Linked DNA regions of Homo sapiens: region 2 is linked to region 1. Evidence: chromatin contacts called from ENCODE Hi-C or POLR2A ChIA-PET data. All regions are on one chromosome and are shown on one strand. Each heading gives the region's core, a stretch centred on a gene start or an enhancer-like site at or near the end of the contact. The rest is flanking DNA. Distances are from core to core; before and after follow the strand shown. Region 1 holds the start of IRF6 (interferon regulatory factor 6). Region 2 has its middle 53 kb from the start of SYT14.

Region 1 (4,428 bases), core at 1,255-3,754:
TGGCTAAGTCAGTTTTAGTCTTGATCTAGATAGTCCAGAAGAACCCTCCCAGCTTGAGTTTTCTGATTCCAAAATATATGTCTTCTAAAGAAGGTCCTTAAGACATCCCCTTAGTCATGGGAATTTCAGCTGGTGCAAAAGTGAGTGCCTGTGTGTGGGCTCATACTTGTATGCCACTGGGGTTTTGACTCCCCTCAAATGACACTCTCCCAATGGCCTTACCCCTCATCCCTCTCATACACCTGCAGTGGAGCTTGTTTGGTCCCCAGAGCCCAGCCCTGGGCCAGATGGAAGATGCTGTTTGTCTAGTGAGCTCATCAGCAGTAAACAGCTAGCTGTGCTGATGAGCTTGCCCTTCCCCCAGTGAAGGGAAGAGTGGCCACAGGGCAGTGGTTGAGACAGAGGCTGGCTGAGTCAGGCCTTGGGGCCTTGCTGCCTTCCCAGGCCTTTGCTGGCTACATTCCAAAGCTAAATTGGGACTTGGAATCATGCCTACATTATTATCAATCTGGGGCTCTTCAACACACTTGTATGAGTATGCTAGGGCTACCATAACAATGTACCTCAGAGTGGGTGGCTTGAACAACAGAAATTTTTTGTTTCATAGTTCTGGAGTTTAAAAGTCTAAAATCAAGGGTCTGAGGGATGTGAAAAAAAAAAAAAAAAAAAGAGCTCTATTCCAGGTATCTCTCCTTGGGTTGCAGCTAGCTGTCTTCTCTTTATGTCTCTTCATATCACCTTCCCTCTGTGGGTATCTGCCTCTGTGTCCAAATCTCCTCCTTTTATAAGGACACCATTCATATTGGATTCAGGCTCACCCTAATAACCACGTTTTAACTTGATTACCTCCATAAGGATCCTGTCTCCCAATAAGGTCATATTCTGACATCTGGCTGTGGTTGCAGTGGGGGTGGTCAGGACTTCAAAATACAAATACAAATTTTTTTGTATGTGGGTGACAGTTCAACTCATTGTACCACTCCTCCACAGTTTCTCACTCATTACTTTAAACACCAAAACCTAAGTGACCTGCGCATGCCCCATTTCACCTACGACAGCTCAGTGGTTGAGGGTGGGGGATTTTTAAAAGTCTCATTTACTGTTGCACAGCCTCCTGCAAACCGGTCCTCTAGATAGATGAGGAAGGTGAGGGCAATCTCATCAAGCACCTGTTAGGGTACATGCAGGACTTGAATTTCAGGTAATAACAAGGAATGCCTTCTTGTTCTCTGACGCACTGTCTATATGGTATTTTTAATCTTTATGCCAATAATAATTGCAAGTACATATAAAGCACTTGATAAGTGCTAAATATTGTTGCAAGCAGTTTACATGTAGTTATTGAATTCCCACAATACCCCTGAGGTAGGTACTATTACTAACCTCTTTCTACAGATAAGACACCAGGGCCTAAAAAGCTTAAGAAACTTTCCCAAGTCTGTAGTAACTGATGGAGTTGGGGTCTAAACCCCAATAGTTGGCTCCAGAGGCTATGCTTTTACTCATTACACGATAGTGATCAGAGGAAGCAGGAACTCCAGTCTGGGCAACATAGTCAGACCCTGTCTCTAAAAAAAAAAAAAAAAAATTAGCCGGGCATGGTGACCCATGCCTATATTTCCAGTTACTTGGGAGGGTGAGGTGGGATAATTGCTTGAGCCCAGGAGGTTGAGCTATGATTGTGCCACTGCATTCTAGCCTGGATGACAGAGCCAGACCCTGCCTAAAAAAAAAAAAAAAAAAAAAAAAAGGAATTGAACTGGGTGCCAGTGCCTGTAATCCCAGCACTTTGCGAGGCTGAGGCGGATCCCTTGAGCCCAGGTGTTGCAGACCAGACTGTGTAACTTAATAGCAAGACCCCATCTCCAAAAAAAAAAAAAAAAAAAAAGGAAGAAAAAAGAAAGAGAAAAAAGCAAACAACAACAAAAAAGAAGGAAGGAATTATTATTCTCATTGAAGAGATGAGGAAACTGAAACCAAGAAGCCAAGAAGCTAAGTAACTTACCCAGGGTCACACGGGTAAGAGGCAGAGTAAAGGTAGAATTCTAGTCCTGAAAGCCTATGGCTTCTCCCAGACAGGACCAAGTGTCCTGGTTCTCTTCTTCATGTGCAACTCCACTTACACAGGCCCACGAGTAGTAGGGCCAACCCAGAATCTCAAAACCCTTATTTGTGCTTAACTGTCTGCATACTGCAGGGTAATTATGGGCCGTGAAGGAGGGAGGCACCCTCTCGACTTAGATCTGAACTCCCAGTCGCTTCCAGTTCCCAGGACCACCAGCCCTGAGCCGTAAGGCTAGGCCTGAATCTGGGACTTTCTTAGCCGGAGTTAGAAGCGGAGGAGTAGGGTGGGACGCTGGACGGACGCCGCTGGGCCGGGCAGCCCAGAAACGCGGAGTGTCATATTTCTTGCAACTCGCCAATCCCGAACGCCGGGGGGCGTGGCCACACCTGGGAGGCGTGGCCGGGCGGATGCGAAGGCTGCGGCGTCCTGGGGCGAGGCGCTGACGTGAGCTCGGCGCACCTGGGCTGGGCAGGTAAGGGCTGGTGCGGGACGGGGAGAGGAACCTGCAGTCCCTACTTGGGTAGAGCCAGGCGCCCCTTGGCTAAGACGTCGAGGAGCGTGGTAGCGACGGGTGATCTTCGCTGCGGACTTGGTTCGGAGGGACGTCCGCTTCTGGTGGACAGATTGAGCAAAGGTGGGTACGCCAACTTCTGGGGACCAGCTTGAGGGAGGAGAGGCTCCCCCGTGGGTGGGGTAGGACCCATCCCCGGAGTTTGTAGGGGGTGAGAGAACTTGCTTGGGGGCATCTGTGTGTTTGGGGTGGGTACCCACTGGGGCTGGGTGCCTGTCGCCCTTTTCCAGATAGCTTTGGGGCGGCCTCAGTTCTGTAGCGCTAGGCCCCTCTCGAATCTACACTTGTGTCTACTCTCCCTACCCCCACCGCCGAAGCGGAGGGCACTGCTCTCGGCCGTCAACAACCCCACTATCCGGTAGAGCTAAAGCACCGCGCCCCCTTCAGTCTTACCAACTTGCGGCTGGCCCCTGTGTCCCAGAGAGGGGACTTCCCAGGTCCGCAGGTCCTTGATCCTAGTGGGCGTTTTGGGAAACTGGAGTGAGGGTGGCCAGGAGCTTTGGAGCATTGGCGGTTTGTCTTCCCTCCCTGAGTCTGTTTGGCACAGTTAGGCCCTTCGCCCTGGGCCTGGGAGACAACCTTGGATTTCCAAGGAGCGGAGCTAGGTGCTGGGGAGGGTGGCGCTGGGGTGTGGTTGCTCTGGGGGTGGGCCCTCTTTGCCCGAAGGGGCTGGAGGGTGGTGTGGAGAATGGGGAAAGTCTCCCAGGCCTGACTTGGAAAGGAGGCCTGAGGTGTCACTCTTTACAGGGAGCCTGCTTTGTGGTAAAGGGGTCATCCTGTTCCAACCTGTTCTCTTGGTGGATGTCAAGAGTGGAAGTCAGGGAAAAGAGATGGATAGAGAGAGGAAGGCGCTTGGGTGGGATTGGTGAAAGCTGGTGTTGACCCAGGAGTGTGGTTTAGGATGAGACGTGTGTATGATGTATGACAGTGGCACTCAATACCTTGTAACTCCCATTCGCCATCCCCCAGCTTCCATCCAGCAGAAGGGAAGGGTGTGGGCATTTTGACTAGAGGCCTGCAGTTTACCCCTAAGCAGGGCTAAACAGGGAAGCCTGAGGAACGGAACTTAGACGATGGCATTTCATTTCTTTCAGGAGAAAGGGAAGAGCTGGGACTGCTAAGAATTGTCTGCGAGAAATGGCGTGTGTTTTAACCTGAGCAAAACCACTGACGGCCAAATCTCGGCTTTTGTGTGGCAGTGCCCCTGGAAACTAGTCTGGGGAGGAGCTATGGAGGTGGCAATGAGGGTGTTTATGGAGGACCTGCTCCCTAGAATAGGGGTATGGGAGAGGACAGTTATGCTCGGAGGAGGCTGAAAGTGTCCCTCCTCTATGCTCACTGTGAGGGGAATAGATAGGTTAGCATCATTGTCCTTTGGCTGTTTAAGTACCTGTTAGAGACACAGGCCTTACATTTTGCTGTGATGGCAGCTAGAGATACCAAGATGAGTTCAACTAGGCTAAGGTGGTTCTTCAGGCGTTGGGATTTGGGTGGCAAGAGTGTTTAGAAAGAGAACTCTGATTTAGGTGTGTTTGAGAGTGGATGTTATGCAGTCTCCACCTCAATCACTTTATTGGCCCTCTATGCTGCTGGGATCTTTGTTGATGTTTTTAGTTTACTTTCTTGGTGCGCAGAAGATGAGAGGGACATGGAAGACAAGGTGCAGTGGCAGGGTTTGGTACAGAACACTGTGACTTAGGAAATAAAGCACCTCAGCCCAGATGTAAAATGGGGATAGTAATATCACATTCAGGTTTATGAGGATGAAATCAGACATGTTAGGTAAAGGTTC
Region 2 (4,428 bases), core at 1,409-3,908, 78 kb before region 1:
ATGGAATGGTGGCATCAAATGGACAGAAGCACTGGGTGCTAGTGAGGGACAGGACCTCTGTCCGGGAGGCAGTGCTGTGAAGGAGGAAGAGTGCCAGAACCTAGCCCTTAACTTACTGGCATGAGACAAGGAGGAGGGAAAAGGATGGGCAAGAGCACACTGTGATAGGTCAGCTCCATGCCAGCTCACACAGTCCATTAAGGCACGTGGTATTATCTTCATTTTACAATCAAGGAAACTAGACTGAGAAGAATCTGCCCAAGGTCACACCTTAGACCGCCATGGACATCAGCTTCCTTCCTTATCTACAACCTGCTGAGTTCAGTTTTGAACATGTTGAATGGGAGGTGCTGGGAGGATTTGCAGGTGTAGATGCGCTCATGGGCGATCACACAAACTCACACACCTGTTTGTTCATTCCTTTGTTTTTTGCGTGTCTGCTCCACTTCATCTCTTTGCACTCTGCATTCTCTCCCTTCCTTCTCCCTCCCCTATTCCCTTCTCTTTTTTCTTCTGATCTATTTTATCTTTTTCCTCTTTTTCTTTTTCCCAACTGAGTTAAAACATGCAGAAGCCTTTTTACACTGAAAAGCTATGAAAATATAAGAGACTGTTATCAATATTCTCTTTTCTCTGTATCAGTGGTTCTCAACTGGGGGCAATTTTGCCTCTCAGGGGACATTTGGCAATGACTGAAGACATTTTTGGTTGTCACAGCTGGAAGGGGATAATACTGGCATCTAGTGGGTAAAGACCAGGAATGCTGCTATCATACAATGCACACAGTAACCACCCCCTCCTCAAGAAAAATAATTATCCAGCCCCAAACGTTGCTCTGTACCTGAGGTCTGGCAGTGACCACTGCAGCACTGCTGAGTTTTACCAGGGGCTCTAGTTTAAGGCAGGGAGGATAGGCTTGTTTAATCAGAAGTCAAACCACTATAGATGGAGGCATTTAAGGAATCTGAAATTTTTGCAATGGGTGGTTTTTCATATGCAAATACAATAACACTTATAAACCACTTACTATGTGCCAGGCATTTTTAAAAAATACTTTACATATACAACACAGTTAATCCTCCCAACCATCCTTTCAGATAGAAACTAACAACTGCGCATAGGAAGTAGGTGGCCAAGCAAGAAAACTAACCCAGAAAGTCTAGCCCTCAAGCCACAGTCTTAAGACACTTCATCCTATTGCCCAATATAGCAACGGTGACACTCCCAAAATGTCACCAGTATGGCCTATGCCTTTCCTGGTTTTTCCACAGAAGCCTGGATAATAAAACTCCATTCATACTTTCTCATTAAGGCTTGCTTTTCTTATGCTACTCTTAATTTTTCAGTGACTAGTTGGGGTACTCTTCTGTGACCATGAAATAGATATTTTTCTCTTTGCAAAACTAATTGACTGGCCTCAGTAGCAAGATAACTGTTTTGTGCCTCAGTTTCCTCATCTGTAGAATGAAAATATTAATGACGTCATGAACTTTTAGGAGGGTTTAAATGAGTTAATACAGTGCTCTTCAACAGAGTTCGTAGACTTGCGCCAGTTGGTGAAGGTTTGTTACTAGTCTACGGGGAGATACGTATAGCAACTAAGAGTAAGGATTTAGAAACTTTTATAGCATTTTGACAATTTGATGTCTCTTACAGCTAATAGTTAAAAAAGGAAAAAATTGAGCTTGAATTTTGCATGTTTTAATTTTTTTTTCACTTTTGTAGTAATTTATTTTTATTGAATTCCACAAAAGCATTTGTCCATGACACATTGGAAATTTAAAAAACAAATACTGGCTCATTATCACAGCACAAGAAGCATTAAGTTAACATACGTAAAACACTTGAAGCAGCTCCTGGCACTTAGTCAGTGCTTAATAAATGTTAGCTAATAACAATAATAGCACTATATTCTAACAAAATGAGCTATCTGTCCCAAAGATGTACGTTCCTGAGATTTATCTTCTATGTCATTCTAAGTTCATCTTCAATTCTATTAAATCTCTTTCCTACAGTGTGAGCCATTAAAAGAAGTGCTACTCTACTCCTTACCCATTAATCATACATTATCAGACACTAAATATTTTAACAGCCAGTGTCTGCCATTGGTCTCAAGGGGAATATAACCAGCATAACACATAGTGATTGTGGTTGTTCTTCTGCCACAGAAGGTGACGTAGTCTTACACAGTGCCCCAGCTGCTAAGGAATCAGTCTCCCTGACTCACCCTCACGTGGGGAGCCTGCTTACTCACCCTAGCCTCACTGCCCTTCTAAGGCTCCTCCCAGGAGGAGGTCCAGAGTCCCTTTCTAAAGAAACTACACTATTTAACAGTCTAGGAATTCTTGGATCACCCAGGTTAGTCCTCAGTTTCCTTTAATCAGGCATTGGAGGCTCATATTGCAAATAAAGCAAATTCCTGGGTAACAGAAATATTAGTATCAAAATGGCTATATTTCTCCTGATATTATTGGCTGCCTATAAGTGTTCACGTAGTGGATCAATGAAAGGGGTGGGAGAAGCAAAAAGAAAAACCCAATTCATGCAAGACAGTCTAGTGCATCTGAGCGGGCTTCTCACCGACTTCCTTGGACTGCATATTTTCCTCCCTCCCTCTGACTCACTCCATGCAACCAATTTTTCTTTCCTCCTTTGAACTAACAACATTAGACTCATATCAGTTTCTCTTCTGAAACCCCAGTGGGTCTACAAGATCATGGGCAGGCACGTCCTGACTCTAGCTAGCTTCATTGTTCCTCCAGATTAATGTTGCCACTATACCCTTTGACTTAAGAATCTCTTGAGAATGTCACAATGTCCTTTAGGATAACCAAAAGCACAAAGGATTGGAATCACAACACAAAGGTCTAATACAGCTTTTTTGAATACTCACTTGTCTCATCAGGCCACTTACTAAACTAAAACTTTCTCTGGAACAGTATTATTTGGGTCCTTTCTCCAATATGTTTTCATCTTGACTGGGAGTTAGAGCTCCTTGGAGAGGGAGAACACAGGGCTCACACATTTTCTCTTTATTGGTGCTCCAAGGGAGGTCCTCTTACCTGCTTAACCATTCACATGATGATAAAATCTCTTTGCCCCAGAGGAACAAGACTGGATTTCTTTTGTTAAAATCTCATTAAAGACTGCTTCAGCCTGTAATAATTTGTTAATAGATGGCAGTGCTATTTGGCTGCGATTGGGTTTTCTTTCATTTCTTCTCAAGCAGGTCTCATAATTGTTGTCTTATCTCCAAGGCATTTTGGTTGTCACTGAAGTGTAACAGATGCTGTAGCCACTGCAAACCACTGGGTGAGCATCCCACATTATCTGTGAGGAAAGAGATGCCTCATTAGTTTCCTTCCTTTCATTTTTTTCCTTTTTAAGCTGCTCTCTAGTCAGCTAAAAAAGCTGGCTCTTTTTCTCAAACCAGGCCAGATTCCCAGATATTTTCCTGCTCAGTGATTTGAGTTAAACCTATCTGCCAAGGACCTCTCTCTCTCTCTCTCTCTGGTTGCATTTTACACAAAACCACTAAAGCAAGCAGTTTAGATTTTTTTTTTTTAAAGTATTTTCTGAGTGTCCATCCACATGGCAACAACTAAAGCATTTTCAGAGGCATGTGACAGGGTCTGTCTGAGGATGGAGAGGTCTGAAACCTCATGAGTCACTCTGGGAATCACATGAAATCATGGAGATAGAAGTGTTTTATAAACTGTAGCCTACAGAGATGGAGGATCACAAAGTGGTTTGGAGTACCCTGGGTTCTGGCTGAATTGTGGAAGACTCCAGTCCAGTGTCCTGAAGCTTCAATAGAGGCAGGAAGTACTTTTACTCAACCCCGTATCCACTAGGCTGTGAATTCCCTTTATAAAATATAAAACAGTGTGGGGGAGGAAGGAATGGGTTGTATGTCTTTGTTTTCCTGCTGCACCTGTCAATCTGCTCCTGCCACCAATCAGAATGCAAGCCTGACTGCTGAATCCCATGGTCATCTCTCCAACAGTTTCGAAGGTAAAATCTCCTTCTGATAATTTGATAGAAAAGAAATGGAATTCTATAAATGCTATTAATAATGATAACATCAATAGCTAACATTTACCAAACACCCTTTGCCAGGCACCATATTAATATTTTTATTTCTCACAACCTTATGAGACAGGTATTATTATTTCCACTTTTAAAATTTGTTGCCAACAATTTCATGTGAATACCAATGCTTCTATTTTTAAAATGAGGAAACTAAGGGTTAATTGATGAGGTAACATTTGAACCTAAGAATTCTGACTCCAGAAGCTGCTTCTTTATTTAAGCACTTTAAATGAGCTATGCTAAGCTGTATTCTATTTATATTAGAAATAGAGGGTCAGCCCACCTTCATTATGCCAAACCACCATAATGGTCCTTAGATTGGGAAGGCAGTTGAAT

What was found. A loop is a pair of places that touch in the nucleus more often than their neighbours do. ChIA-PET counts read pairs that join two places held with the same protein, here RNA polymerase II (POLR2A).
Region 2: POLR2A ChIA-PET joins it to region 1 with 10 read pairs in MCF 10A. The contact joins the enhancer-like site here to the promoter of IRF6 in region 1. A Hi-C loop is called at or near these places in 1 of 168 maps with a recorded cell type or tissue (sciatic nerve). POLR2A ChIA-PET finds 5 or more read pairs at or near these places in 3 of 52 experiments (K562, MCF 10A and endothelial cell of umbilical vein).

Annotation. Positions count from the first base shown.
Region 1 is chr1:209,804,218-209,808,645 of GRCh38, reverse strand. It overlaps IRF6 (interferon regulatory factor 6), which reads left to right and starts at 2,504. Exons shown (of 9, transcript NM_006147.4): 1 at 2,504-2,699. RefSeq lists a silencer at 2,239-2,582.
Region 2 is chr1:209,882,646-209,887,073 of GRCh38, reverse strand. No RefSeq gene overlaps it. Among named protein-coding and RNA genes, the nearest start is that of SYT14, 53 kb to the left of the region's middle. Within about 2 kb of position 2,658, at least 7 of the 41 ENCODE cell types and tissues checked have a DNase peak (open chromatin) inside an H3K27ac peak, as active enhancers do; they include endothelial cell of umbilical vein, where a contact is called at or near this core.